Regions from separate parts of the Homo sapiens genome. Here all the other regions are linked to region 4. Evidence: chromatin loops called from intact Hi-C (ENCODE). Cell type or tissue: mammary epithelial cell. All regions are shown on one strand. Region 1 overlaps SLC7A14-AS1 (SLC7A14 antisense RNA 1). Region 2 overlaps SLC7A14 (solute carrier family 7 member 14). Region 3 overlaps SLC7A14-AS1 (SLC7A14 antisense RNA 1). Region 4 overlaps SLC7A14-AS1 (SLC7A14 antisense RNA 1).

The links. Hi-C counts contacts between places; a loop is a spot of excess contacts. Peaks named below come from ENCODE experiments on the same cell type or tissue, not always from the same donor. Only the 100,000 strongest peaks of a DNase experiment are listed, where the experiment ranks them.
Region 1: it touches region 4 in a loop (5-fold over the local background); 2 of 110 quality-filtered maps call a loop at or near these places.
Region 2: a loop joins it to region 4, with 3 times the contacts of the local background. A loop is called at or near these places in 3 of 110 quality-filtered maps.
Region 3: it touches region 4 in a loop (2.4-fold over the local background); 6 of 110 quality-filtered maps call a loop at or near these places.

What each region holds. Positions count from the first base shown.
Region 1 is chr3:170,610,247-170,618,246 of GRCh38, reverse strand. The region is part of intron 2 of SLC7A14-AS1 (SLC7A14 antisense RNA 1); the gene reads right to left. Among named protein-coding and RNA genes, the nearest start is that of SLC7A14, 28 kb to the right of the region's middle. In mammary epithelial cell, no CTCF peak of the experiment used is centred here; a DNase peak (open chromatin) is centred at 3,446; H3K27ac peaks cover 292 bases.
Region 2 is chr3:170,496,439-170,504,438 of GRCh38, reverse strand. SLC7A14 (solute carrier family 7 member 14) reads left to right here. Exons shown (of 8, transcript NM_020949.3): 3 at 3,094-3,330; 4 at 5,555-5,772. All of the region lies in intron 2 of SLC7A14-AS1 (SLC7A14 antisense RNA 1), which reads right to left. It also overlaps the pseudogene KRT8P13. Among named protein-coding and RNA genes, the nearest start is that of SLC7A14-AS1, 33 kb to the right of the region's middle. In mammary epithelial cell, a CTCF peak has its summit at 4,686; no DNase peak of the experiment used is centred here.
Region 3 is chr3:170,746,928-170,754,927 of GRCh38, reverse strand. SLC7A14-AS1 (SLC7A14 antisense RNA 1) reads right to left here. Exons shown (of 6, transcript NR_135556.1): 6 at 1-539. Among named protein-coding and RNA genes, the nearest start is that of RPL22L1, 120 kb to the left of the region's middle. In mammary epithelial cell, no CTCF peak of the experiment used is centred here; a DNase peak (open chromatin) is centred at 3,337; H3K27ac peaks cover 2,490 bases.
Region 4 is chr3:170,687,516-170,695,515 of GRCh38, reverse strand. All of the region lies in intron 2 of SLC7A14-AS1 (SLC7A14 antisense RNA 1), which reads right to left. Among named protein-coding and RNA genes, the nearest start is that of SLC7A14, 110 kb to the right of the region's middle. RefSeq lists enhancers at 5,880-6,452, 6,453-7,025. In mammary epithelial cell, a CTCF peak has its summit at 4,952 (motif pointing right); DNase peaks (open chromatin) are centred at 2,605 and 6,055; H3K27ac peaks cover 1,793 bases.

The DNA of each region.
Region 1 (8,000 bases), 77 kb after region 4:
CCAAATTCTACCAGAGGTAGAAAGAGGAGCTGGTATCATTCCTTCTGAAACTATTCCAAACAATAGAAAAAGGGGGACTCCTCCCTAACTCATTTTATGAGGCCAGCATCATCCTGATACCAAAACCTGGCAGAGACAAAACAAAAAAAGAAAATTTCAGGCCAATATCTCTGATTAACATCGATGCAAAAATCCTCAATAAAATACTGGCAAACCGAATCCAGCAGCACATTAAAAAGCTTATCCACCATGATCAAGTCGGCTTCACCCCGGGATCCAAGGGGCTCCATTTTCAACATATGCAAATCAGTAAACGTAATCCATCACATAAACAGAACCAAAGACAAAAGCCACACGATTATCTCAATAGATGCAGAAAAGCCTTTGATAAAATTCAACACCCCTTCATGCTAAAAACACTCAATAAAGTAGGTATTGATGGAATGTATCTCAAAATAATAAGAGCTATTTATGACAAACCCATAGCCAATATCATACTGAATGGGCAAAAGCTGGAAGCATTCCCTTTGAAAACTGGCACAAGACAAGGATGCCCTCTCTCACCACTCCTATTCAACATAGTGTTGGAAGTTCTGGCCAAGACAATCAGGCAAGAGAAAGAAATAAAGGGTATTCAAATAAAAAGAGAGGAAGTCAAATTGTCTCTATTTGCAGATAACATGATTGTATATTTAGAAAACCCCACTGTCTCAGCCCAAAAACTCTTTAGGCTGATAAGCAACTTCAGCAAATTCTCAGGATACAAAATCAACGTGCAAAAATTACAAGAATTTCTATACACCAATAACAGACAAACAGAGAGCGAAATCATGAATGAACTCCCATTCACAATTGCTGCAAAGAGAATAAAATACCTAGGAATACAACTTACAAGGGTGGTGAAGGACCTCTTCGAGGAGAACTACAAACCATTGTTCAAGGAAATAAGAGAAGACACAAATGGAAAAACATTCCATTTGAAGAATCAATATCATGAAAATGGTCATACTGCCCAAAGTAATTTATAGATTCAATGCTATTCCCATCATTGGGAATCCCATCAAGCTACCATTGACTTTCTTCACAGAATTAGAAAAAACTACTTTAAATTTCATATGGAACCAAAAAAGAGCCCGTATAGCCAAGACAATCCTAAGCAAAAAGAACAAAGCTGGAGGCATCGTGTTACCTGGCCTCTAACTATACTACAAGGCTACAGTAACCAAAACAGCATGGTACTGGTACCAAGACAGATATATAGACCAATGGAACAGAACAGAGGCCTCAGAAATAACACCACACATCTGCAACCATCAGAACTTTGACAAATCTGACAAAAACAAGCAATGGGTAAGGATTCCCTATTTAATAAACAGTGTTGGGAAAACTTGCTAGTCATATGTAGAAAACTGAAACTGGACCCCTTTCTTTTTTTTTTTTTTTTTTTTTGAGACGAAGTCTTGCTCTATTGCCCAGGCTGGAGTGCAGTGGCGCGATCTCGGCTCACTGCAAGCTCCGCCTCCTGGGTTCATGCCATTCTTCTGCCTCAGCCTCTTGAGTAGCTGGGACTACAGGTGCCTGCCACCACACCTGGCTAATTTTTTTTTTTTTTTTTTGTATTTTTAGTAGAGACGGGGATTCACTGTGTTAGTCAGGATGGTCTCGATCTCCTGGCCTCGTGATCCACCCGCCTCGGCCTCCCAAAGTGCTGGGATTACAGGCGTGAGCCACCACGCCCGGCCACCTTTCTTACACCTTACACAAAAATTAACTCAAGATGGATTAAAGACTTAAACGTAAGACATAAAACCATAAAAACCCTAGAAGAAAACCTGGGTAATGCCATTCAGGACATAGGCATGCCATGCGCAAAGACTTCATGACTGAAACTCCAAAAGCAATTGCAACAAAAGCCAAAATTGACAAATGGGATCTAATTAAACTAAAGAGCTTCTGCATAGCAAAAGAAACTGCCATCAGTGTGAATAGGCAACCTACAGAATGAGAAAAAATTTTGCAATCTATCCATCTGATAAAGGGTTAATATCTAGAATCTACAAGGAACTTAAACAAATTTACAAGAAAAAAACAACCCCATCAAAAAGTGGGAAAAGGATATGAACAGACACTTCTCAAAAGAAGACATTTATACAGCCAACAAACATATGAAAAAAAGTTCATCATCACTGGTCATTAGAGAAATGCAAATCAAAACCACAATGAGATACCATGTCACACCAGTTAGAATGGTGATCATTAAAAAGTCAGGAAACAATAGATGCTGGAGAGGAAGTGAAGAAATAGGAACGCTTTTACACTGTTGGTGGGAGTGTAAATTCGTTCACCCATTGTGGAAGACAGTGTGACAATTCCTCAAGGATCTAGAACCAGAAATGCCATTCGACCCAGCAATCCCATTACTGGGTATATAACCAAAGGATTATAAATAACTGTAGTATAAAGACACATGCACACATATGTTTATTGCAGCACTATTCACAATAGCAAAGACTTGGAACCAACCCAAATGCCCATCAATGATAGACTGGATAAAGAAAATGTGGCACATATTCACCATGGAATACTATGCAGCCATAAAAAATGAGTTCATGTCCTTTGCAGGAACATGGATGAAGCTGGAAACCATTATTGTCAGCAAACTAACATAGGAACAGAAAATCAAACACCGCATGTTCTCACTCGTAAGTGGGAATTGAATAATGAGAACACATGGACACAGGGAGGGGAACATCACACACCAGGGTCTGTCAGGGGGTTGGGGGCAAGGGGAGGGATAGCATTAGGAGAAGTACCTAACGTAGAAGACGGATTGATGGGTGCAGCAAACCACCATGGCACATGTATAGCTATGTAACAAACCTGCACGTTTTGCACATACATCCCAGAACTTAAAGTATAACAAAAACAAAATCAAACAAAAAAAAGTAAGGTTAGGGAGGCATGACAGTAACTACATTCTGATAATAAACATGTCTTTTTTATTAAAATAAAAAATAAAAAAATAGAGTATTACATAGTAAGAGCTAAATAAGTTAATTCTCACCGACACATTATATACTGGACTTATCGGTCAAAGAAATTCTCAATCCTTCAGAACTAGCTATAATGATACTCTAATAATATGCAGATGTGGCAAGGTTAATTACTTCTCTTGGGAAATACTTGCATTTTAATAATGGCCTTGCATGCTGTTTTAACCTAAATGCTTAACTCTGATAGTGGGAATGTCAGACACGGTAAGGGGTTAATCTACTTGACTGCTTGCCTCCCTGCACCTGTGGCCCTCTAAGCTTTTCAATTTGGACCATTTAACCTTGATGCGTGGATTCAGCCCTGGGACAGGGCCTGGCACTATTTCTCTCTCACACTAGAAAGGATTACGTAACCCCAGCACAGTCACTTGGTGACTCAGTCCCAACACAACTTCAAAAATAGTTTCATGCAGTCTTTTCCTGTGCTTCTTATAGGTTCCAATGGCTGAGTCCTCATCTTTGTTCCTGAACCTGTGCCAGTTTCTTCTAAAGCCTGCCTTGCTTTCCCACTTATCCCCACCTCCTAGAGTTCAGAGACGTCCTGCTGACCCTCAGCCTGCAATTTCTTATTTTACAAGCTTCTTATATAAATTAAACAATGTCACAGTCCTCCCACCTGCTGGAACACTCACCCTTTGCCTCCCACAGAACCTCCCTGATACCCACGGTCCACCCATCTGGACCACCACCTGTTGACAACTGACGGTACCTCCTATGTCCCTACTGATGTCTTGGGCTCAGTGAATCACATTCTGTTGGTCCTGGCACCAACCACACTCTAGTTCAGTAGCAGAAAGGAGAGAGGCATTTTGTAGAGTTGTTAAATCACTGGTACCAAAGCCAGGCCTGGATGATATCCCATAAATAGTTCCTCCAGGCATCAAAGCATAAGACATTTCTTCAGTCACTGGAGTCATCACAGCTGCCCCTCATAAAGTGTCAACACTATCATGCCAGTGGCAGGGAACAGAGGCAACTCTAAACAACAGAAGCAGGGGTCCATATCTGTGGGGTTCTGACTCCCTCAAGGCTTTGTGGTGATGATACTAAGGATCTCTAAACATGTTTTCGTGTTTTCAAAAATTCCTGAAATGCTTTCTATTGTCCTAGAATTGGTGGCCAGTTATCTTTACTTTCTAACAGTGCCATCTATGGTTGCACCATGCACTGCCCAAGAACATACTAAGAGCTAACAAAACATCCCTACTACTCCCAAGCATCACACCAGCCCAGTTTACACAAGAAGGCTGGAAGTTGGGAAAGCACATGTGATGTGTCCCATTGCAGGGAGTTCTGTGTTCATGGTGAGAGGCTTTTCCTCTGTTTACCAGCAGGGAGGACAGGCACTTTCTTCTCACATGTAATATTTGGTGTAACATTAGCTGCTGTAATCGGTGAATCCAAAATTCCATTATGGCTCAAACACAATAGTTTCTTTCTCACATAACAGTTCAAAGCAGGTGTTGTAGTTCCACCAAGGGCTTTCCTCTGTACGTGATTCAGGGATTCTGAGTTTTTCCATCATATTGTTTTGCCATCATTTCCTGGGTCCTCATGATCTGCAACCAGCCGTTGGAAGTGGCAAGAGCGCCTGAAGTGAGCACATCTGCCTCCTAAATGCTTTGACCTGGATATGCACCACATCACTTCTGCTCACAACCCATTGGTGAGAACCAGTCATGTGGGCACACCTGGAGGCAAAGGGGCTGGGAATTGTAGGCCCTGATTGGAAAGCTCTTTCTGAGAGACATGGGGAAGAGAGGGAAGCACAAATCCTAGTGGATATCTACCTACAACTGCCACATTACCTAGTAATATCAAGTGAAGGAGAGAAGGCTTCACGGGCATCACTTGTAGAGATTGAAGGTCCCTGCAAGAAGTGGAGGCTATCACTCCACCTCTGGATGGATGCTTACAGAGCCACACAATCTCAATCTTGTTCTGGAATCGCAGAGAGTGGTAACAGAATTGTTAGGATACCTAAACATATGTCCACTGATGGGGCAGAAGAGATGCTTCTGAACCCAGAGACTAGTGCTTGCTTTTTGTCTGGATATTTCTAAAAAAGAGTTAGCAGAGTGAGAAATATCAATAATATACCATATCATGTAAGAAAATGATGAGACTGGGACAGCCTCATCCCAGTCCACCATGACTCTCAGAAGGTATGGAACATACCTCAATGATTTTTATAGCATCATGAAAAGGAACATAGAAGCTGTAGCAGGAGAGAGGAGATGTAAGGTTGTCAGGGCAGCTATGAGCCAAGTGAGGTAATACCCTATTGGGAGAGGAGGGTAGGAACCTGGACTGCTAGCCAGGCTGAAAAAGAGATCCAATTGTCTCTCTCTGAGGGGATCTCAGTACCAAGGGTGGTCGTGGGCCGGGAAACAGACAGAATTTGACACCACCCTCAAGGAAACCTTGAAGACTACCTATGCAAAACTACCCCATCAACTACCCCATCTGTTTGGGCCACCAGCATCTAACAGAACCAGATCAGAACAGAGCTTGGTCAGAGATATCTCCCTACCACACATATGTGGCCAGTTATGTAAGATGACCCCTGCCTGCACCATCTCTCCTTCTTGACTCCTAGCACCCCAGAGGATGAGTACCTAAAAGAGGAGGAGAGATAGGGGTGTGTGCATCTTCATCCTCCTCTGCTTCCAACATTTAAAGGTCACTGCTCAGGTCTGTGCTGCAAGGACAGGGTCGGGGGATGAGTTTTAAATAGACTTAGAAATTGAAAGTTTTAAATAGACTTAGAAATTGAACTGGACTCATAATTAAACAAAGGTGACAAGAAAGTTATGAAATCAGCTGAATATGGTGTTAAGAAACAGGAAATAGGGGACTTATCGGAGCATAGCTTATAGTGGTAATTGGGAAAATAAAACTGTTATACTCCACTGAGTTTTATCTTCTCAATACATTCATTGTTAAACCTATTCCTGAGCCATTACCTGCATGTATTTTCCTGATTAAGAGCTAACTTTCTAATTTCAGGAGTGGGGTTAAATGCAGGCTGTTTTTTCTTTAAAGTGTGGGCATTAATTTAGGGAAGATGGTCTGGTAACCACAGGTAAAACCCAACCAAGCTTTAATTTTGCCTTCCAATCTCCCTTGTCTCAAAAGGGCCCCAAAAGAAGATGGGGCTCCCAGCCAACAGAAGAATAAAGTTTCTTCTCATTCCAAGCAGGATTTCACGCTCACAGATGGTGAAGAGGAAATGGAGTGGTTCCAACTGTGACTTCCTAAGAAAACTAGGTCTTCTTCCTCCCATTAGGGGAAAAGACAGCACTGGCATAGGTTTCAGAAGGTGCACCACAACAGCATGGACTAATGCGTTGCATTACCTTAGGCTATCCTGGAGACAGTGGTTATAGCCCTGAATCTTAACAAGAAGGCAAGGCCTCATATTCACTGATTTATGATCTATTTGGCAGATACTGAACATCACAGCATGTCAGGCATTCTCTGCTTCACTGTTGGGATACATCAGTGAACAAACAGAAAATTCCTACCCTAGTAGAGCTCACATTGTGGCGGGGGAGAGAAAGAATCAACAATGAAAATGTCATATATGTTTTTAATGAAGTGAGTGAGCAGGCTGTGCAGTTATCTTGGGGACGAGCATTCCAGACAGAGGCTCTGAGGCAGGAGCTTGCCTGGATTTTTTGAGGAACAATGAGGACGCCAGGGTGACTGGAGCAGATTTTGAGTGGAGGGATATGCAGCAGGAGATGTGGTCAGAGAGGTAAGTTGGGGTGATCTTGAGGACTCTGGCTTGTGCTCTGAGTGAAACTGAGAGCCATCAGAGGGTTCTGTGCAAAGGAGTAACATGATCTGAATTACATCCCCAGAAAGGATCTGGGGTCAGGTCTGGTGGCTTATGCCTGTAATCCCAGCATTTTGGGAGGCCAAGGTGGGCAGATCACCTGAGGTCAGGAGTTCAAGACTAGCCTGGACAACATGGTGAAACCCCATCTCTACTAAAAATACAAAAGTTAGCCAGGTTTGTGGTGCACACCCATAATCCCAACTACTCGGAAGGCTGAGGCAGGAGAATCACTTGAACCTGGGAGGCGGAGTTTGCAGTGAGCCAAGATCATGCCACTACACTCCACCCTGGGCAACAGAGCAAGACTCTGTCTCAAAAGAAAAAAAAAATAAAGTTAAAAAATTAAAATTTAAAAATAAATTAAAAATTAAAAGGACCTGGCTGGGTGTGGTGGCTCACATCTGTAATCCCAGCACTTTGGGAGGCCAAGGCATGTGGATCACTTGAGGCCAGGAGTTGGAGATCATTCTGGGTAACATGACAAAATCCCATCTCTACAAAATAATACAAAAAATAAAAAAATAAAAAATAAACTGGCCAGGCATAGTGGCGCTTGCCCATAGTCCCAGCTACTCAAGAGGCTGAGGTGGGAGGATCACCTGATCCCAGGATGTCAAAGCTGCAGTGAGCCGTGATCGCAACACTGCACTCCAGCCTAGATGACAGAGTGAGACTCTGTCTGAGAATAAAAAAAATCATTCTCAGTACTTGAAAAACTGGAAGAGAAACTCTAGGGAAGGCAAGGGTGAATGTGTAGAAACTCAGTGGGTGGCTACAGAAATGATTCAGCTAAGAGATTATGGAAACTTGGGCTGGAATAGTGAGAAATTGCCAGATATGCATTTTTTTAATGTAGAGCTGGTGCAGTTTTCTTTTCTTTTTTCTTTTTTATTATTTATTTATTTATTTATTTTATTTTTTTTTTGAGACGGAGTCTCGCTCTGTAGCCCAGGCTGGAGTGCAGTGGTGCGATCTCAGCTCACTGCAAGCTCTGCCTCCCAGGTTCACGCCATTCTCCCGCCTCAGCCTCCTGAGTAGCTGGGACTACAGACGCCCACCACCACACCTGGAAAATTTTGTTTTTGTATTTTTAGTAGAGACGG
Region 2 (8,000 bases), 190 kb after region 4:
TGAGGCAGGAGAATGGCTTGAACCCAGGAGGTGGAGGTTGCATTGAGCCAAGATCACACCACTGCACTCCAGCCTGGGCGACAGAGTGAAACTCCATCTAAAAAAATTTAAAAAAAATTAAAAAAATAAAATAAAATTCCATTTCCATGCTTTTAATTTCTTATTGAAATTAGAAAGATACTCTTAAATGTGTTCCTCTTACATACCAGATATTTTAAAATAGTTGAATGAGAACATTTTTCTCAGGATATTTGAGGCTGTAAACATTCAATTATCACCAGTGAGCTTCAATGCCAGGCTAGATGCTCTCTAGTACCCACTCTAAGTCTGAATTTCTCCATACAAACAAATCAGAAAGATTTTAAAATATTATAAGATCTTTTACAGTGTGTCCAAAACAACGATTTCGTGAAGCAGAAATTGTCTTGTATGGTTAGTGCCTGATTGATTTTCCCAGTGTTCTCCCCAAACTACAGTCATTAGGACCCCAGCAGGACCTTGGGAAATGACTAAGATTCCAAATGCTCCTTATACCATGCACAGCCAGGGCCTCTTTCTCTGATTCAGACAGCAATGGACTGGTCCATTCACAAGACCTAATGAAGACTTGGCCATTTGCTAATTACCCTTGGCAAGTGTATTCTGGTGGCAAAATGGGGGTATTTTTAAATTTAATTTGTCAGATCGAATGTTATGGAGAGAATGTTTGATTGCACAAATTCCATAAATATTGGCTCTCCAAATTAAATTTGCAATCAAATCGATGCCTGCTTCAAAAGCATCATTTGGAAAAGATTTTACTTATAAATCTTGTACAATATCAGGTGGTAAAGTTGGGTGATGAGAATAAGCTCATAGAATATAGGAGTAATTGGATAATGCTGTGGATCCAATACCAAAGCAGGGAAGTGAGTTGCATCTTCACTTCCTTCCTCACACATCACTGAAAGAGCAACCTAATCCGTATGTGCAAACTCAACTCCCGAGAACCCTGAAAACACACGGCATCCAAGAAAATATCATCAGGTTCTTGTATTTAATGCGTGCACACTCTATACTTTCCCCATGGAAGAGTTCTTCAGGCCTTCTTCAAAGACCATTTCCTCTTAATTTTAGACTCACTCTAACAATTTAAATATCAGGTGTTGGAAGCAGCAATTTAGAAAAGAGGCAGTCTGACTGCTCCAGGTAAGCACTGGGACAGCAACAAGAAGTAAAAACTGACAGTCTGACATCAAGGAAGGAGATGGAAAGCTACATTTACAAAGCAAGGGGAGGAGGGCTGACATAGGAACTCAAAATAAATAACAGACTGGGCCATTTAATGTAGAGACAAACAGCTTCACTATCCCTGACAGCATCTCCATAATACTGAACAATATTGTAACTGATGTAAAAGAAAAGCTAAGCTGTGCTCAACAGATTTTGCAGCAAAAAATACTACAAAGTTCAATATAACAGATGGAATCCTAGAGGGTCAGAGTTAGGAGATCCGTAAGAGAGTCTTTGGTGTAATACTTTTATTTTAGAAACAAGGATGCTGAATCTACAGGGATGGAGTAGAAACAGGAGCCCAGCATAACTGGTCCAGTGCTTCTTCCGTGTAAACATCCTGACAACTGAAGCAGCTGAGGGGAAAGAAGAGATAGTACATCACATGGAATCATTTATTGTGCCATTGCTTTTGACATCTCTGTTTTTGCTTCTTTGCATTGATTTCACTCCCTTCCAAATGAGAAGAAACCTGCTCTCTTTATTCACAAAAGAGTGAACTATTGTTCCCTGGTTTGTGATGAGAGAACTTCAGGGTTGGCCCTTAACAAAATTAGGACTGAAGGTAAAGTTGACTTTGAGTTCCCTCCTACATCCTCTTACATCCCACCCCTGGTATGTTTCCTCCAAGCTGTCCTATGTCTGACCTCCAACTCGTTGCCCCACCCACTGGCCCACACCCAGAATTCCTAGCACAAAATAGGGAACTCTCCCAACTCCCAGAAGTTTGGTATGTTCTTAATCTCTTTCTAATATATTCTCTAATTATGTCAGAGAATGAGGCAATATTCCAGTGCATTTCTGATACAAGTGAGCACATGTATTACCTTGGGAACTGGTTAAAATGCAGCATCCTGATTCCTATCTCCTGAAATTAGGATTCAATCGATGATTCTGGTGGAAGTGGGCCCTGAACCCACTTTGGAAAACACATGGCTCTGCTTAGCTGGCCAGCGTCATCTCCTCCTAATACCTCAGTGCACACTCCCCTCCACCCAAATACTTCATACTGTCTCTCTCTGCCATGTCTTTGCCTCATGTTCCACCTTCTTCATCCAATTAATCCCTACATATGCCTCAAAACCCTCTAAGTACATGTCTCACATCTCTCCTCTCATTGTTATACATTTTTACACTGTCAAGCTTACACAGCCTACAGTGGGCACTGATGGCCTCTCTCCCCTTAAGGGCAGGGGCATATGCCATTTGTCTTTTTTATACCCAGTGCTTCACACCCTGCCATGCACATGGTAGGACTCTAAAAGTGTTTGTTAAATTACTTTTTGTGCATGTGCTAGATTTCCTTGTTAATAATTAGTAATTTATTTATATTTGCATCTTTTATCTACCCCCTAGATATAGTACAGCATTTTCACAGATTGCTCAAAGTATCACTCTCAAATGAGGAGCACCTTCTATAATATGTAAAAACTGAAAGAGAAGAAGTTTGTGCATAATATAACCCTGGTGCCATCTAGGGTGGGGGTCGTGATGAATTGGGCCCATGTTCACACAGGATATCTGACACCTAAGGAGCATGATAGAGACACACACAAGTGGAATTTTTTCTAAATAAAGATCAGTTTCCAACAGTTTAGTAGAATTAGTTCTGATTGCCTTGCTAGTCATTCAAGTTTGCATTTTTCAGAAGTGAGGTTGGAAGAGGTAAGAGTTGGCTCTGAATCGATTCATATACATAAAACTTTGTGTATTTGTTCTGAGATCCTAGAAAGTCTCAGTATGTTCCACCCAAGATTGTTGGCCACAGGATGTCAGCTCATCTCCTGAAGTCCACCATCTGTGTATGTCTGTCCCTTGCAGGCGTCTGCTATGCAGAGTTTGGAGTTCGAGTCCCCAAGACCACAGGATCTGCCTACACCTACAGCTATGTCACTGTTGGGGAATTTGTGGCATTTTTCATTGGCTGGAACCTGATCCTGGAGTACCTGATTGGCACTGCGGCCGGAGCCAGTGCTCTGAGCAGCATGTTTGACTCACTAGCCAACCACACCATCAGCCGCTGGATGGCGGACAGCGTGGGAACCCTCAATGGCCTGGGTGAGACTGCCACATCCTCCTACCCTCAACATGCAAACTTACCAAGCCACATAAATGAGTTCTCCTTTCAGAAAGCAATTTGGCAAAATGTATCAAAAGCCTTAAATATATCTCTCTTTTTCTTTTGCAAAGTAATTCTTTCTCTATGAATCTATCCATCCTTAAAAAATAATTCTAATGTCCATGGAAGCATTATACAAAAAGATGCTCACCACAGCCTTATTTACAATAACAAAAAGTTAGAGACAGCCTAAATATTCTACAGTGGGGCAAGTGACTAAGTAAATTGCAGACAAATACTATGTAGCTAGCAATTAAAAGGATGATTAGGGAAACTTGTAATAACATGGATTATGTTTTAATGTAATGTCATACGTCAAAGGCTACAAACCATACAGGCACATGTCAATAACTATATAAAAATAAAACCAATGCAGGAAAAAAAGAACTGTCAGCAATTTCTCCAGTGGTTTCATCAGATTTTTTTTCCAAATTTCAATGAAAAAAAATTTAATGAATAAAATGGGTTCCAGCCTAGAAGAGGTCAGGGAGGGGTAATATAACAGTGAATGCTAAACCATCAGAAGCTCGTGTAACAAATACCATGAGACCTCAGGCTCCATCCATCATTTGCCATCCACTCCTTTTTTTTTTTTTTTTTTTTTTTTTTGAGACAGAGTCTTGCTCTGTTGCCCAGGCTAGAGTGCAATGGCATGATCTGGGCTCACTGCAACCTCCACCTCCCTGGTTCAAGCAATTCTCCTGCCTCAGCCTCCTGAGTAGCTGGGATTACTACTCAGCTACCACACTCAGCTAATTTTTGTATTTTCAGTAGAGATGGGGTTTCACAATGTTGGCCAGGCTGGTCTCAAACTCCTGACCTTGTGATCCACCCACCTTGGCCTCCCAAAGTGCTGGAATTACAAGCATGAGCCACTGTGCCCGGCCACTCTCCATCTTGATGCCTGATAAACTCACATTCTAGAAAAGCTAAACAATAGTTGAGGAAGCTCTGGAATCTTGCCTCAGAACTTCCAAGGAATGATTCTGTGGCTGTGTCAAGTCATCTAACTTCGATATTCCTATATCAAAAGAACTGACAAAAATGCTGAGCACCCAAGTACCATGACAAGATAAAAATATAAAGAACAAACCTGTTCTGTGTACTGATTGCATAGAATTTTAGGTCTAAAAGAGTCCTCCAAAATCAGGCCATTCATGTCCTTCACTTTACAAATGAGGTCCAGAAAGATGAGGCAACTTGCCCAAGGCCACACATCTGGCTATGGGCAAAAGTACAGCTGAAATTCAAGATCCCTGCAGCTGAGGCAGTGCCTTTTCCACTCTATAGAGGGCAGGAGTCCACTGGCCGTTGGGCAAAACCAAGCAGGCAGGGCGTGTTCACTGGTTATTTTTTTCTCTACAACCACATATACACAAAAGGACAGAAAACCCCTCTTACCATCATTTTCAAAGACACACATTCTTAAAATTGTTGATAAAGAAAAGGTTTGGGAATGGGATGGAAATTTTACAGACTGTAAAATTAAAAATAATGAAGCTAAAAACAATTTTCAAACATGTTAGACCTAAATATACATCCCAAATATCCCAGGATGGTTCCCACTTCAAATGTTCTGTGCCATGGTTTCATAGGCGCTGTTGTAATTGTCACACCACATAGCCCAATTTTTGGTCCAGGATACCAGATCATCTTACCTATCTACCAAATCCTGCTCATTTGCAAATAGATACTGGTATCTGCTTGTGGACTATAGCATAGGCATGTGTAGGTGCACACACACACACACAGAGTTCCTTTTAAAGACTTACTGCCCTTCTTTTTTTTTTTTTTTTTTTTTTTTTTTTTTTGAGACAGAGTCTCACTCTGTCCCCCAGGCTGGAGTGCAGTGGCGTGATCTCGGCTCACTGCAAGCTCCACCTCCCAGGTTCACGCCATTCTCCTGCCTCAGCCTTGTGAGTAGCTGGGACTACAGGCGCCCGCCACCACACCCGGCTAATTTTTTTGTATTTTTAGTAGAGACAGGGTTTCACCGTATTAGCCAGGATGGTCTCAATCTCCTGACCTCGTGATCTGCCTGCCTCGGCCTCCCAGTTTACTGCCCTTCTTAAAGCTGAGTACGGATGCAGTGGGGTAGGACCAGGAGTTTGCATGGCCCTTTCTTCCCTCCAGACAATGTCAAATCATGTCTTTCCTCTCTAGGGAAAGGTGAAGAATCATACCCAGACCTTCTGGCTCTGTTGATCGCGGTCATCGTGACCATCATTGTTGCTCTGGGGGTGAAGAATTCCATAGGCTTCAACAATGTTCTCAATGTGCTGAACCTGGCAGTATGGGTGTTCATCATGATCGCAGGCCTCTTCTTCATCAATGGGAAATACTGGGCGGAGGGCCAGTTCTTGCCCCACGGCTGGTCAGGGGTAAGTTTGTTCCAAACACCTGGTGTGCCTGTCACACACTCTGCCTTCTACCCTGTGACCAACCTAAGACATATTTTCAAGAAAATGCTGTTCTGTTCCATAATTACCACAGCACCCTCTTTATCACCTTTTGATCTTAATTTAGTTGGAATATCCTGAAGAAGTGGTTCTTGTGTGTTGTTTTTTTTTCCACAGGCATTTGTTAAGATCTTATTTTATACAAATAATAATAATAGATTCAATGTTTTGGCAACCTGCAATTGCCTAAAATTGTGCTAAGTGTCTTTGCACGTACTATCTCATTTAATCATCCTGATAATCTTGTGAGGAAGATATTTACATTCTGCTCTTAAAGATGAAAAAAACTCCCATTCAGAGAGTTCAAATGGCTTACTGTTAAACACACAATGTAAGTGGCAGAACCCAGTCAGCCACGACTGCCTGGCTCCAAAGTCTGTGCAAGAACAGCTCAGTTCTATAGAATTATGTCTACAATCTACTAAGAGAGATCAAGAAGAACATAAATACACAAGGCAATAAAGGAGGCCAGGGAAAGGGGACAGTAGGGAAGGGATGAGTTTTGCCTGGGTATGACACTAGGAAAATAACAGTTTTTAATTCCAATGTCAGCATTTGACTCTAGGAGGAGAGTCCTACTGAGGTCAGAGGACAGCTGAGCTGGCCTAATGGAGGGCTGTGCTATAAATCCCATTCCAAAGGCATAGTTCATAACAGGCAGGTTTACCTGGTGTGGTCTAGGGGTTAGCAAGAGCATGGGCTGGACCAAAAGGATGTTTTCAGATCTCATTCCATGATCTGGCTAGTGCGGTTTATGCTAGAGAAAAATAGGAAGGTCAGAGAGGCAAATTCTTTATACTGACAAGTGGCTGTGAGTTGCACCTGGTTTCTTTCTCTAGGATGACTAAAAATACTTATGTTGTGGATTTATTGGTGAAATTCACTAGCCCACCTCTTTTTCATGGTAGAACATAAATCAGAGAATTTTGAGCTGTCAGGGACCTTAGAGGTTACCTGGTCCTATCCGTTCATTTAACAGATGAACAACCTAAGGTCGAGAGAGGCAAGTCTGCCTAGAACTGATGACAGAAAGCAAGTCCAGGATTCCACCCACTTTGCTTTTGCAGCTTTTGCTTAGGCTGGTTTTTCTCCAACATGTCCAGGGATCAGAAATGTTTCTTGGAGAACACTCAAAATCACTTGTTTATTCCGAACCACGCCATGCCGTTCAATGCAGAGAAATAAGCAAGGAAGCAATTTAAGCCAAGATTCCTAGTCTTCTCCTTATCTATAAGAATTCCACAGAACTACAAAGTTCATCCCTCCTCTTTGAAATGAATAAATACTGAAACTGCTTAAACCCAAAAGAAGAGACAAAGAAACACTGTTGGCCCCATTCTGGATCCCCAGATCTATATTATCTTATGATACAAACTGTTCCTTTCCTATCATATAAGAGAAACAACAAATTACAAGACTGAAAAGAAGGAATGTTTTCCTGGAACTCAGTTGCATTTTCTTTTTTCTTTCTTTCTTTCTTTTTTTTTTTTTTTTTTTTTTTGGACAAAATAAAGCAATTAAATTGTTTTGTAGCTGGAGGCAAGGGGGGTCCCCAAGCAGTAAACTCCCCCGCGCGTGGGCTGAGAGCTAGGGCTGAGCTTCAGGTGGGTCTCCTGTTCCCTGTGCTCCCCTGCACAGCAGCCTCCCTCCCGGGCTCTGGGGGAGCCACAGTAGAGGCAGGCTGGGAGGGACTGCCGCAGCTCTTCACTTGGGCAGGACGTCAGAGGACTCGGATACCAGCTTCCCATCGCGGGTCTCAATCTTCTGCACAACCATGGCCCTGGCGGAGCCGGTGCGGCTGAATGAGCTGGAGCCCGCGACAGAGCCAAAGCTGGAGCTTAGGCCATAGCTGAGGCCAGGGCTTGTGAGGCCCCCATAGGCGGAACTCAGACCACCTGCATAGCCGCTGGTGGTCTTCCTATGGATACTCGTGTTCTGCATCCCAGACTCCAGCCGGGCTCTCCTCGCCCTCCAGCAGCTTCCTGTAGGTGGCGATCTCCATGTCCAGGGCCAGTTTGACGTTCATCAGCTCCTGGTACTCACGCAGCTGCTGCGCCATGTCCTGCTTGGCCCGCTGCAGGGCGGCCTCCAGCTCCGACCGCTTGGCGCTGGCATCCTTAACGGCCAGCTCCCCACGCTGCTCGGTATCT
Region 3 (8,000 bases), 59 kb before region 4:
TTGTCTCGCAGTTCTGGAGGCAGGAATTCTGAAATCAAGCTGATAGAAGAGCTATGTCCCCTTCGAAGCTCTACAGGCAATTCTCCCTTGCCCTCGTCCAGCTTCTGGTAGCCCCAAGAGTTCCTTGGCTTGTGGCAGCATAATTTCAATCTCTGCCTCCATCTTCACATGGTCATCTTCCCTCTGTGTCTGTGTCTCTTCTCTTCTTACAAAGACATCAGTTTTATTTAATTAAAGATCCACCCTACTCCAGTATGTTAACTAATGATATCTGCATCCATCCTATTTCCAAATACAATCACATTTACAGGAACCAGGGGTTAGGACTTTAACATATCTTTTGGGATAATCCAATTCAACCCATAGTAATCATTACCATTGTCAAATTAGCACTTGTTGGAATGGACATTTCCATGTAGGGTAAAATGTGTTCACTTCATTCTTGTCATAGCCCTGGATAGAGCTGCCTCAGAGCTTGCCTGTACTCATTTCAGTCAAAAACTGATTTAGATGCTGGGCTTATAGAAGTTTCAGATCTTCTGGATAGAAAAAAAAAGAGGGATTTTAATTTGTGAAGAAACTGCAAAGGCAATACATTAATGCTGCTCTGTTGTTTTTATTAAGGAAGCTATAGAGAAAGTTAGAGTTCATCAGTAGGGCAGTTTCATTAGAACCATTTTTTTCTGACTAGCAATTTCTCAGTATTCTGGGTTTACACATCTAATTCCTCCAGAAGTTTCCCAGGGGGAGAAAAGACAACAAAACTTGAATAAAATTATGACTGTTGCACTTCATGAATATATTATTCTAGTACCAGGACTCTCCAGGACAATTTGTCCTCACAGTTTATTCAGAAGAGGGTAGGATAAGAAAAATGCACACATATTTGTATATGTATATAAATGTTATGTATACATGTATCTATATATAAATAAATACATATACACATAGATATGCAAAGGGTGAGTCCTTATCGTAGCTCCCCAGAACTAAATGTATCATTTGTCATTGATAATATAAGCATAGGTAGAAAATGCTTCCAGTAAATTCCAAGGGAAATGAGTAATTAAGAGAAATACTTTGATGGTGATTTGAAATCCCCATTTTAAAATGTATTTCAAGCTCTTGCCAATTGATTCAAGTATAGGTCATTTCCCCCATTTGCTCTCCATGTCACAAACATCTTTAAATATTGATTATTTCTTTGGCTACTACTAAAATCATGTCATACTACCATATTGAAAAAATTATGGAGATTTTTTTTATTACCCTAATTTGTGAGCTTTGGGCTGTTTATAATTTTTCTATGAGTCATTTTGAAATCCAGGATGCTGCTCAGGAACTCAAATAACAGTGATTTTGTATGCTATTATTCAGCTCCTTCCATACAGAGAACAGACTCTAACGTGCATCTAATGGAGTTAATATAATAAGTGCACTTTTCATGTGAGCAATTCCCCAGTGGGTTGCTGCTTTCTCTTTGAACATGAATCACAGATTACAAAATCTATAAGTAACAAAGCAAAATTTCTTATGCATCTAAAGGAGGAAAGATACCTTGTCACATCTTATTTTATATTCGAAATGCCTTTTCAGTGAAGGTAAGATATTTGTTTCCTAAATTTTTGACTAGTAGAAGGTGCCTCGGTACTTTCTTGGGGTCAAAAATAAGATAAGTGAACTAAAATGGATAACAAAGTGTCCCAAACTGGTAATGATAATGTGAACCAATTTTGAGTTATCATCCAAATGATGTTTTCAAAAGAACACAGAGGAGTTCTCGTCAGAGCATTTTATGTTGATTTTTTTTCTTTTGCATTAATGGTTTGCTCATTCCTGAATCTTGCTTGTTTAAATTGAACAAGCCGCAGTGACAGGCAAGAATGACTCTATTCTCTCTCGTCTTCTAAAAATGGCTTCAGGCAAAATATCATTTTTTCCTCCTGTTTTCCTGATGAAATCAGATAGTCGGATGGCATCTGTTCAGGAAAGAGGGCAGCAGCACGAGGTCTCTGGTGAAACCTAGCCACTCTGATTTGAATCTACATTCACCAGGTATCTTGTAGGGCTCCAGGCAAATGCTACCAGGCTTTGCCCCACTCTCTCCTACTCATCACTTGACCACCATGCCACTTTCACCAAGTTTGAAGTCCCTGGAACACCATTTGTTGATTCATTAACCAACATTTATTACACAACTGCTATGTGTCAGACACTGCTCTAGGTGATGGGGGCCCAAACATACTGTCCCTACCCTCAAGGACAATACTGATTATCTCTTAATCCCCAGGAGCCCCTAGAACACTCGGGCATTAGGCCCCTAACATCCCAGCAAGCCCATTCTGGGTCCCATAGAATTAAAGAATCTGAAGCTAATGCATATTTACTCAGATTTCTATCCCCCGATTTGGATTTGTGGGTTCAAGGGAAAGATTCCAAAGAGGGGTGGGAGTGGAAACTGACATTTCTCTGTACTTCCTGTACATAGTCTGCAGTTGGCCTTATCTGTGGGCACTGTAACTTCTAGGGATGGCTAGTGCCATTTTGAGCCTGAGTTGTTTATTTTGCTCTATAAACTTAAATCTCAGCTGTGTCATCAACAACTAGAGAGAGGAGTAAGGACTCTGACTTCTATTTCTTTGGAATCTGCATATTGTATTATACACCAGTAGGTTCTATAAACATGCTCTTGAGAGGCATATGAATGCATGCTACTGATTTGTCATCAAACTTGTCCTCAGTGTGAATGCACAGATTGGTGTCAGCAGCAACAACTCAGAAGGGAGCTCTCTCTTTTCTTCCTAAATGGCTCTAATAAACACCATCCTGTCAAACCCCAGACTTCTCTTTCACACACTCAGCATATCCTGCTCATGTGTGTGGGAGCTGTAATCACTTCTGGGGTAATTCAAAAATCCTGAATCAACCAAACACTAAACACAGTGATAGGTGCACAGTGCAAACTTAAAAGATATTTGGAGTTGAAACCAAATGTTCTATGAGAAATCTCAGGGGGTCCTTCTGAAATTCGGTCCCTGTGAGCATGACTTGCCTGAGGCCCCCTCTAAAACACGTTCCATCTCTGCTTTCCTCCCTCTTCCTCCCCACATTTCCCTGGAGGGTACAGGCATGCTTGGGTTGGTGCCCAATCCTGAATGACTCAGGGAGTTTACTTTCCTGGTAACATTCCCCAGCTGCCATTTAGAAATAAAAGAAAACAAATACATGGGGCCAGGAGGCCAGGAGCCAGCCAAGAGGTGGTCCTGCATACTGGTTACAGGCTCAGACTCTAGGGTCAGGTAAATCTGGATTCAAATTCAGGCTCTCTCACTTGCCAGTTTTGCACTTGATGGAAATTATGGAATTTCCTTAATGCTCATTTCCTGATCCATGACTAATGATAGTGCCTCTCTTGTGGTTTACTGTGAGGATTAAATAATGGCATTAATGGGAAGTCTTTAGCAGAGAGTCTAAGAGAGAGCACAAGCTCAAACTAAATGTTGCCCAAAAGCATTTTTCTGAGATGCTCTTTTCCTATGCTTCCTGGGGTCTATCCTGGTCTTTATGCCTCTTTGTGGCTGCTAGAATCCCTCTTCTTGAGGATTTCCTCTGCTTGGCTGCCTCTGCCACTTCTCTTTCTCACCCATTGCATCACATCAAAGATGCAGACTCTGATATATACCCTAGCCTAAAGCTCTACTTCCCAGGAATGGGGGCTCCCAACCAATAGTCTCCCTGACCCCAGATCACTCTCCATCAAGCTCCTCCTAGCTTGTTCAAGGCATCTTGTAGCCCGAAACAGTTGACACAATAAAGAATAATTTTGCTTGGTTACAATTTATAAGTGTGTCTTGATTTTATAGGTATCACATGCTATAACCATAAGCTTTATGTTTGTTCTTATTTGAATAATAGCATGATAAAAATAACTCAAGTGAATGCTGCAATAGTTTCTTTTAAAAGTTCTGTGTGTTTTGTAAGTTGAAAAAGATGGGTTTAAAGGATTAAAGTTACAGCATTTCAAAGCTTTTTTATGAAATGTATAACATGCTAATGTTTACTGTGTAGTACATATGTAAATGCCTTACTTGATTGTACATGTTTTGAGCAGAAATGGAATTGTATTTATATATCTCTATAGTGCCTACTACTGAGTTTTGCCTGTCACATGTTCTCAATATATATCCTAATCATGCAGCAAATGGTTACTGAGTATCCGCCTTGTGGGAAGCAATCTACAAGGCTTTGTAAGGAACACAAAGATGAGAATGACACAGGTCTGTCCTGGAAAGACAAGTGATAGGTAACCAGCCAGCTACCATAAGGGGAGGGTGGTTGGTGTGGTCGGAGATAAAAATTAAATGCTGGAGGTTCAGAAAGGGAATATGTGCTTCTGGTTAAAAGACCTCCCTTAAACCTCATGGAAGAGGAGGCATTTGAGCTGAGATTTGAAGGAGATGTAAGATCTGGACATGCCAAGATGGAGCAGGAAGGCTTTGTAGACAGATGTGACAACTTGATCAAAGACCAGAATGCACACAATACAAATAGAATATGGGCAGGAATCTGATTGGTGGTAAGTATGCTAAGTAGGAGAACAAGCCAAGAAAGCAGATTGGACCAAATCCTAAGGAGCTTGGCTGCAGGCTGTGAGGAGTTGTTCATGGAAAGTTTTTGATTAAGTGAGCAACATAGACAAATTATTCTGGTACTTCCCATTTTCAAAGAGTAAAGAACAAATATCCTAATGAAATGTAATCCAGAATCACAAAGTTTTGAAGGATGTGATAAAATTGGAAGAGTAGAGGATTTTCTGGAATCTATTGCAAAGGCCAGAGTGGGAATTTCTCAGGAGCTTCATGGCACTTAGAGCTGAAACCATATGTTAGACCCTTATCTATCCTCATCAGTATGATGTTTGCTGCTTACATCTGTCAAGTCAGGCAACTTATGAGGCACTCAGAGCCTCACAATCCACACTCACTGATGGAACAAGTAGATATTTCTCAAAGATGAGTAAGATTCTGTTTAGTTCTTTCCTTCAAAGAGACTTCTGAATAATAGGAAGAAGACAATCACTCTGATAATATTGTTCCTTGAAAGCCTGTTCCCAAGGCAAATGACCCATGAGAATGGAGCCTGCTGAGTGAGGGGGAAGAAATTGGATGTAGAGATACCATTTAGGAGGCCAATTCAGCCCTCTATGAGAGGCATAGTAAGGAACTTAATGTGAGGGCCACAGGGTGGGGAGAGGGGGTGGAAAGAAGGGAAGATGGGAGTTTAAAGTGTAGACTTAAAACAAACAGGGCTTGTCACATCATTGGATATTAGATGGGGTAGAAAGAGAAGTTCAACATGACCCTCGCATCTTGTGTGTTTAAAGAGATGATGGGGCCATTGCTCCATCAGTAAGAGCATGTTGGGGAATAGGGGGAGTTGATGAGCCTGGAATATTTTGAGTATCACTGTGACTAGATTATAGGTATCTTCATTCAGTGGTTTGCCCAAGGGAAAGGATTGTGTGATGTTCATGTGAGTAGTCCCAGCACCCAGCACAAAGCCTGATACTGAGAAATTTCTCAATAGATATCAAAGAACTGAACTGTTGACTTGAATGGCCCAGCACACAGATATGCCAGTCTGGTGCTAGGGAGAGGAGTGGATCTGCTGAGAGGTGAATGTTGAGGAGAAAGAGCATAGAGCAAAGAGGCAGAGGACAGCACCTTATACTGAGGTAGCCACACGGAATATGGGGAAAGGAAGAAAAACCCATGAAGGAAACTGAGATGGAACTTTAGAAAGGAGAAAAGAACTGAGAAAAATGCAGGGTCCCTGAAACATTGAGAAGAAAAAACTTCAAGAACAGGAGTTAGAGAATACTTTTTAAACAGGAGACTAAAACCACTAGCTGTTAAGGAAAATATGGAACAATTTAATTAATGTTAACATTTTCTGTCCTTCAAAAGTAACCATTAAGATAGTGAAAAGGCAAGCCACAGATTGGAGAAGATATTGACAACACAGGTAACTGACACTGAACATAATGGAGACTATATGAACAACTACTACAAATAAATAAGAAAATGAAAGGCAGTACAAAGGATAAACAGGCAAGAGACTTGAAAAGGTACTTTATAAATAAAGAATATCCAAATGTCCAAAATGTGTGAAAGGATATCAACTAACAATCATTGGAAAGCAAATTTAAAATATTATACAACTACCTTTATGGCCAAAATTAATAAGACTGATTATGCCAAGTTTTGGTGAGGATTTAGAACTATAGAAACTGATATACTGCTGGTGGGAGTGTAAATGAAGACAAACACAACACTCTGGAGAACTGTGTGGCACTGTTTACTAAAGTACTGGATAATGCAATCTATTCCTCAGTAATTCCACTCTTAGGCATATCTCCAGAAGAAATGTGTGCCCACACATCAAAAGACATACACAAGAATGTTTAGAGCAACACTATTCATCCTACCTCCATCTGGAAACAACGCAAATGGCCATCAACAGTAGGATGGATAAATAAATTGTGGTATATTGTGTGAAACACTATAAGAGCAATAAAAATAACTAAACTGCATCTAAATGCAGGAAAACAAATAAATCTCACAAATATAATGTTGGCTGAAAGAAGCCAGATCCAAAATATTATTATAACCAAACAGAATATACTGTTTGGGGCCAGGCACAGTGGCTCATACCTGTAATCCCAGCACTTTGGGAGGCCGAGGCAGGTGGATCACCTGAGCTCAGGAGTTCGAGACCCTCCTGGCCAACAAGGCGAAACCGTGTCTCTACTAAAAATACAAAAAATTAGCCAGGCATGGTGGCGGGCACCTGTAATCCCAGCTACTTGGGAGGCCAAGGCAGGAGAATCACTTGAACTCGGGAGGTGGAGGTTGCTGTGAGCCGAGATCATGCCACTGCACTCCAGCCTGGGTGACAGAGTGAGATTCTGTCTCAAGAAAAAAAAGAATATACTGTTTGGTTCCAATTGATAGACAAAACTAAGTATTTAGGGGTGCACACTAGTGGCAAAAGAGTAAGAAAAGGCAAGCAAGTAAGTGATGTAGAAACAAGGGTAGTGGTTGCCTTGAGGAGGGCAGGATGGGAACTGGAAGGGTCGCAGCTGGGAGACTGGCATTGTTTAATTTCTTGTCCTGGGAAGTGATTACATGGATAACAATCCATCAAGCTGTGTATTCATGTAGCTTGCACATTTGTATACATATTTTATTTTAGAGGAAAAAAAATTTTTAAAGAACAGGATGGTAAAAAAAATTACAGCTATTTCAGTGTGGGGTTTACGTGGATAATAGCAGAGGACAGACTCTTGGCTTTATGGGTTACTTTTAATTTTCCAAAGAAGAGTTTCAGTAAGACAGGACAGAAGCTACATTTTAAGGGGTTAGGGAAGAAATTGGTTTTAAGGAAATGGAGGTCAATAGTAAAGACATGCAAAGGTTTTTTTGACAAAATGAAGGAGAAAGAAGAGGAGGCAACTTGATTGGGTAGAAAGTTTCCACTTTATTTTTAAGGCTATAAGTGTCTTCAATATAAAGACAATCTGGAGAGGTGAAAAATTCAAATGATAGCAAAGATAATTGATGGATAAGGTAAATGACATGTGGCAGTATTGGCTGTCATTGAGGGGTTACTTCCTAAGTGGTAAACATAAAGGAAGAGCTCTCAAGGATGGAAAAAAGGGGGGTCAAAGAGGAAAACTGGGGTTCAGAGGTCCCCCTTCTGCTCAGTGACACAGAAGGTAAGAGGTGCTAAAGCAGCCTTGAGGACCTGAGAAAGGTATACATGCCCTACGTAGACCCCAGGGTCTGTAGGTGGCATCTCAGGTCTAGCTGAAGTTGGTAGGAAGAACTTGGGTGGATTTGATCAGCAAGGCTTTTGAGGTTCTCTAGCAAGTACAACAGATTGGAAAGAATAATGATGAACTGGACAGTGTCATTTATCATGGTCCATACATTGATGGT
Region 4 (8,000 bases):
TCTTTTTATACATTGAACAATGAGCCAATTGAATAAAATCAGAAATCCTTCAAAGAAACAACAGCAATTAAGATAAATGGAAGTAACAACCACAGAAGTTGTGGCACCACCCTAAAGTATTATACCAGGACAACACTCCATTGGGCACTTCAAATATTTAGTGACAGGGACCATGTTAACTCCTATCACGTTTGCACTGTACTTACTTTGGCACACACTGCCAGCCTCCTACATATTCCCATTCCTATTTAAATCACATTTCCAACATACTTCTTTATATTAGACATTCCGCTCCTGATCCACTGAAAGGCCACCTTTTAAGTGTGGGGCTTCAGCTGACCAGAGGGCTCCAGATGTGGCCTAACTAAAGCAGAGGGCAGTAGCAGGATTCATACTTCTTGTGGTCTAAATATTGCATTTGTTTTCTGAACAAACTGTTCATTAAAACAGTTGTTTATTGGCTGGGCGCAATGGCTCATGCCTGTAATCCCAGCACTTTGGGATGCTGAGGTGGGCGGATCACGAGGTCAGGAGATCAAAACCATCCTGGCTAACATGGTGAAACCCCATCTCTACTAAAAAAAAAAAATACAAAAAATTAGCTGGGCGTGGTGGCAGGCGCCTGTAGTCCCAGCTACTCAGGAGGCTGAGGCAAGAGAATGGCGTGAACTGGGAGGCAGAGCTTGCAGTGAGCTGAGATCGTGCCACTGCACTCCAGCCTGGGTGACAGAGCGAGACTCCGTGTCAAAACAAAACAAAATAGTTGTTTATTAAAACATATATATATATATATATATATATATATATATATATATATTTGAGACGGAGTCTCTGTCACCCAGGCTGGAGTGCAGTGGCACAATCTCAGCTCACTGCAACCTCCGCCTCCTGGTTTCAAGCAATTTTCCTGCCTCAGCCTCCTGAGTAGCTGGGATTACAGGTGTGCACTACCACACCTGGCTAATTTTTGTAATTTTAGTAGAGACAGGGTTTCACCATGTTGTTCAGACTGGTCTTGATCTCCTGACCTTGTGATCCACCCACCTCGGCCTCCCACAGTGCTGGGATTACAGGTGTGAGCCATCACACCCGGCCTATTAAAACATATTTTGTAAAATGCTTGGTGTAAACTGTCTATACTGCATTGAGAAAAATCTTAAAGAACAGGAGTTTCCATGGCTGGGATAAATTTGAAAAAGATATTTTTCTATCTGACAAGTTATGGCCAGAGAGAAAGGGTATAAGTGAAATGCCTTACCACTCTTAAAAATCAAGAATAACCAAAAATGGATGAAGAAATAGAAAGAACTATGGTGAAGGAATTTGAATGCAGCGTGGTATCATGAGTGAGATATGGGCAGAGATGAGCAGAAGCCAACTCAAGGCCACAAAGAGATGGAGTCCCAGAGCACCTCCTTTTCATAATATCCAGTGCGTGTGTTGGGAGTAGGAAACATGGCCTATAAGGGTAACACGATAAATATTCCCAAGTGTATTAGTCAGGGTACTCCAGACAAACAGAACCACTAAGAGACAGATAATTAGATGACAGAGACAGAGAGAGATGAGAGGGACTCATTATGCAAATTGGCTCGCACGGTTATGGAGGCCAAGAGGTCCCATGATCTGCCATCTGCAAGCTGGAGAACCAGAAAAGCTGGTGATATGATTTAGCCCAAGTCTGAAGGCCTGAGAACCAAGAGCGCTGATGCCTGAGGACAGGAGAAAACGAAGGTCCCACCTCAAACAGAGGAAATGAATTCACTCTTCCTCTGCCTTTTTATTCTGTTCAGGCCTTCAAACTATTGAATGGCACCCACTCACATTGGTGAGGGCAGAGCTTCTTTACTTAGTCCACTGATTCGAATGCTAATCTTTTCTGGAAACATCCTCAGAGATACACCCAGAAATATTGTTTTACCTGCCACCTGGACATCCCTTAAGCCAGTCAAGTAGACATATAAAATTAATCTCCACATTGACAAAATCAGCTGAAGCATTTATAAACATCATCTTCATTGACAGTTGCCAAATACCATTATGGTTTTGATGATTTTCACATGAAACATTTGATCCTAACCGATCCAGTTGTTAGTATTATTCACAAATTATTTCTGGCTTTCATTTTCTAGACATTGAACTTCACTTCCTCCTTGGAAGCTAGATTTGGCCATGTGATTAGCTACAGTTAATGTTTGTAAGTGGAAGCCTTAAAAGTTGATGTGCAATTTGCTACACTCCCTTCCCACTGCCAAATGTTGGTGAAAACGTGTCAAGATGATGCCTCTGCCAGCTTGAGTCTTCATACCCTTCTTCTGACTTGCTTTGGACATGTAGTATCATGGAGAACTAGGATTTCAAACTGGATCATTTTGAGGGTAAAAGGGACAACAGGCACAATTTGACAATGTATGTTCATCCTAGTGAAACTTGTAATGTTAAGCCACTGAGACCTGGGGGTTGTTTTTTTACCGCAGCGTAACCTAGCCTATCTTGATTGATATATAAATGCATGTATAGAAATGCTCAATAACTCATTCATAGAAGTGCAACAAATGACTCATGTTGCACTATAACTGTGTGAGGTTGGTAAGAAAATGGATTCTAACATCTAGGCCTAAGGTGAGTCAGCTACATGGACACTGACAAGTGAGTAACCTGCTGGGATCAAGAGCTCTTGGCTTCCAAGTGAAGGCTCTTTTTCAGATCTTTCCAAGGAAATGTTACCAAGGAGCTACATTCAGGACAAAAGCTGCTGACATGAGAAAAGGGTTAGTATAGCCCAGAAAGACTAGCCTCGGTCTTGTCTGTATGACCGTATATGCTTAAGAGTATGGCACCAAGTTTTTACCGTGGAGGAGCCTGAGCCAACCTACAGAATGTTTGATTTGACCAGCAGAGTATTGTAGACAAAACATGAATTTGCAGCCCTTTCAGTTGAGGAAGCACTCTCAGCTTTGCCACTGCCCTTTGTTTCTTTCTGTCATTTGATCCTGCTCTTTTCCACTTCTTCACCTCAGTTGTATTACCTGCCTGGCTTTTGAAGACATTTGAGTTTGGACCTCTGCAGGGAACCATTGTACCTGAGATGGAAAGCACAGCAGCCCGCATGGACAGAAACAGGGCACTTCACCTCTGCAGTGTTCCTTCCATAACCCCAGTCTAATCATAAGCAAAATAATCAGACAAACCCAGATTAGGAGACATCCTACAGGATACCTGGACAGCATTCCTAAAGCCTGTCAGGGTCACAAAAAACAAGGAAAGACTGAAGACTGTCATAGGCCAGAAGCAAATGGAGAGACATGGCAACTAAATGCAATGTAGTGTCCTGGATCAGATACTAGAATAGTAAGTAACAGGTCATCAATAGGAACACTGGTGAAGTCTGAAGAATGTCTGGAATTTAGATAACAGTTACGTACCAATAATGGGCTCTTAGTTTTGACAAATGTACCATGGTAATGTAAGACATTAACAATGGGAGAAACTGGGTGAGGGGTATACAGGAATTCTCTTTGCTTATATGTGTGACTTTTCTGTAAATCTAAAATTATTCCAACATAAAAAATTTAAAAATCCTTCTTTGTATAGCGATGAAAATGGAATGAGCCCATCCAGAACCCATTTCTTCCCTTCTCTCCACATTCCAGATACTTGAGATGCAGTAATTCTTTGCTCACATGTCTCCAGACCTACACAGGACTCTTCTACATCTCCATCTTCCACATGGAGACTATGCTACCATTATAAATCTGTCTAGGCCCCTGTGGTCCCCAAAAGGAGGCTGTTTACAAGCTCGTGTGGACAGGGCTTGGATAGGGAAGCCAGTGTGCCTATGTGCAGGAGGCTCCTTGTGGGGTCGGATGAAGCCAGGGGATGGGAAAAGAGGGTGAGTGGGCTGCCAGTGGGGATCCCTAGCTGTCCCAGGTCATCACATTCTGGGGAGAACTCTGAGAAGTCCAAGAAGGCTGCAGCTGAGCTTGGCCTCTCAGATCTTTACACATATTTATGAAAAGTAGGAGGACGGAACATATTAATTCATCAGTCTCTTAGCTTGATGTAAAACTTTTAGGTATCCAGACATATGGTGCGTGGGCCTCCACTGGTATCTGAGTGGGAAGACACATGGGCCAGGTGCTGTGAATCTCTCTCCGCACCTGCTAGAAGTGGTGCTCAGGGCTGTTGCCCTTCACCTTGCTTTGCAGTGTATATTTCTTAGTAGAGGTTGCAGAAGCCCAATCAAACAAGCAGAATATGGCACAGCAGCCTCAGGACAGAATTCACCCTCCCTCTACCCCACGTCGCATCCCAGGGCAGGAAATATTACCCAAGTGGGGATAAAGGATATCACGGCTTTTTGTACAAAAGGTCCACATGTCAAAATACATGTGGTTGGCTTTAAACACAAGGAGAAAGACACAAAAGGATCCTGGTTGAAGTCTTATGGGAAAAATGACCAGGACCAATGCTGAAGTTTTATCAAGGAGCAGGCATATCTTTGCTCTGCAGGAACTGGGGAAATGTGTATATGTGTGTGTTGAAGGGATGGGGACCAATCCACTCCAAGGTCAGATCTGCTCTGAAAGCCAGGCCACTGTGCCCCACGTTTTCAGAATAAGGCATCAGATCCCACCCAGGGAACAGCATCTGGGGTCACCGTGTGGCCTTCACCTTCACCTGCCTCCTCTAGACTCAGAACATGTTAGAGAGCTCCACAGTGGACACCTTTATATAAACATAAAATACAAAAATACAGAAAGCATATATTTATAAACAATAAATAAATAGGTAAACATAATAAAATTTAAATAAATACGCATAAATAGAATACACATTTTATAAAAAGGAAGCCTGCAGAAGACACACGGCTTTCCTAACACACATAACGCCCAGGCCGGCCAGGCCGGCCAGGCACTTCCAGCTGCCTCCGGCACACCGCCACTAGGGGGAGCGGGGTCCCTGCACTTCCTGTGGTGGTGGTGGTTATTCTCCAAGACATTTTAAAGGCCCCACTTCATCCTCTTTTTTATTTTTCCCACTCTCCTGCCCACAGAGCCCAGAACAAGGGGGAAATGGAAACAATGAGAGAAGACATATTTTCTCCTAACAGTAGGTTCTCACTCAAGTCTCGCCCACCCCGGGGAATTCTGACTCAGTTGGTCTAACTAGGGTATAGTCTGGGCATCAGGAGTTTTGAAGTTCCTTGCATTGTTCTGCTGCTCTAACACCCCCACACCTGGGAAGACGTTTTCTGTTTTAGGCCAACGTTTCCCAAACTGCCATGCCACTGAGACTTCATTCAGGAGAAAGACATCCTTGGGCATCCTTTCAGCAGCACTGGGCAAATCCATGCTATAAGTGTAGACACAATAATGGTGAACTTATACTTCATGCAGTGTCAATAGACACATAATACTCTCCCCCATTGCTTGCTATTAGCACCATATTTGGCACAGATAAAAATCAATATAAAAATAGCTTACTGCGAGGGCTAGAACTTAAATACCTAAACTATTTCACTATTTTAAAAAACACAACCTAAGGCAATAATTTGTTTCAAGACTTTAAAGTGCTAAGTAAATATTTTAAATTGTAAAATTATGATACGTATTCTTGATAATTACTAGGCTTTTCATTTGCACAGAGGTCCTTTGCATATGAATCTGAAGGCACCAAGTGTTTTTTTTTTTTTTTTCCAGAAAATATGTAAGGAATCTTGAAGGGTAGACTCAACTCCTTGGAATGCTCTTCACTGATCACTTGTCCTGAGGCCAAAGCAGGCAAAGCCCCAGGGGCAGCTCTAGAATGTCTGTGAGAGACTTAGTCCTAATGCTGACAGCCTGGTGGCACAGACTGCCTGCTAGGCCCATGTCTCCTGCCCCCACTGAACTGTACTTTCCCTCTTTGTTAAAAGGAAGAGAAGCAATCCAGAAAAGAATTTGAAAAAGGAAATGAACTGGAATGTCACTGGTAATAGTCTCTGCCTCTACATGGGGAACAAAGAGAGTTCATCTGATAGGTAAAAAAACAAGGGATGGGTCTGGGCAAGATGGTTCATGCCTGTAATCCGAGCACGTTGGGAGACCAAGGTGGGAAGATCACTTGAGCTCAGGAGTTGGAAACAAGCCTGGGCAACATAGCAAACCTCGTCTCTAAAAATAAAAAACTTAGCTGGGCATAGTGGTGCACTGCACACGTGTGGTCCCTGTCAGGCCTCTGAGTCCAAGCCAAGCCATCACATCCCCTGTGACTTACATGTATATGCCCAGATGGCCTGAAGTAACTGAAGAATCACAAAAGAAGTGAATATGCCCTGCCCCACCTTAACTGATGACATTCCACCACAAAAGAAGTGTAAATGGCTGGTCCTTGCCTTAACTGATGATATTCCACCACAAAAGAAGTGAAAATGGCGGGTCCTTGCCTTATGTGATGACATTACCTTGTGAAAGTCCTTTTCCTGGCTCATCCTGGCTCAAAAATCACCCCCACTGAGCACCTTGCGACCCCCACTCCTGCCCGCCAAAGAACAAATCCCCTTTGACTGTAATTTTCCTTTACCTGCCCAAATCTTATAAAACGGCCCCACCCCTATCTCCCTTCGCTGACTCTCTTTTCGGACTCAGCCTGCCTGCACCCAGATGATTGAAAGCTTTATTGCTCACACAAAGCCTGTTTCGTGGTCTCTTCACACGGACACGCATGAAATTTGGTGCCGTGACTCAGATCGGGGGGCCTCCCTTGAGAGATCAATCCCCTGTCCTCCTGCTCTTTGCTCCATGAGAAAGATTCACCTATGACCTCAGGTCCGCAGACCGACCAGCCCAAGAAACATCTCACCAATTTCAAATCTGGTAAGCAGCCTCTTTTTACTCTCTTCTCCAACCTCCCTCACTATCCCTCAACCTCTTTCTCCTTTCAATCTTGGTGCCACACTTCAATCTCTCCCTTCTCTTAATTTCAATTCCTTTCATTTTCTGGTAGAGACAAAGGAGACACATTTTATCCTTGGACCCAAAACTCCGGCGCCGGTCATGGACTAGGGAAGGCAGCCTTCTCTTGGTGTTTAATCATTGCAGGGATGCCTCTCTAGTTATTCACTCAGGTTTCAGAGGTGTCAGACCACACAGGGATGCCTGCCTTGGTCTTTCACTCTTAGCGGCAAGTCCTGCTTTTCTGGGGGAGGGGCAAGTACCCCAACCCCTTCTCTCCATGTCTCTACCCCTTCTCTGCCTTTCTGGGGGGCAAGAAACCCCTGACCCCTTCTCCTTCACTCTTAGTGGCAAGTCCTGCTTTTCTAGGGGAGGGGGAAGTACCCCAACCCCTTCTCTGTGTCTCTACCCCTTCTCCTCCTTTCTGGGGGGCAAGAAACCCCCAACCCCTTCTCCTTCACCCTTAGTGGCAAGTTCTGCTTTTCTGGGAGAGTGGCAAGTACCCCAACCTCATATCTCTGCACCCCAATCCCTTATTTCCATGCCCCGACTACTTATATCTCTGCACCCTGATCCCTTATTTCCATGCCCCAACCTCTTATATCTCTGCACCCCTATCCTTTATTTCCATGCCCTGACCTCGTATCTCTGTGCCCTGACCCCTTTCCTGCTTTTCTGGAGGGTAAGAACCCCCGAATCCCTTCCCTCCATGTCTCTACTCTCCCTTCTCTCTGGACTTGCTTCCTTCACTATGGGCAACCTTCCACCTTCCATTCCTCCTTCTTCTCCCTTAGCCTGTGTTCTCAAAAACTTAAAAGCTCTTCAACTCACACCTGACCTAAAACCTAAATGCCTTATTTTCTTCTGCAATGCCACTTGACCCCAATACAAACTCGACAGTAGTTCCAAATAGCCAGAAAACGGCACTTTCAATTTTTCCATCCTGCAAGATCTAAATAATTCTTGTCATAAAATAGGCAAACGGTCTGAGGTGCCTGACGACCAGACATTCTTTTACACATTGGTCCCTTCCTAGTCTCTGTGCCCGTGCAACTCGTCCCAAAT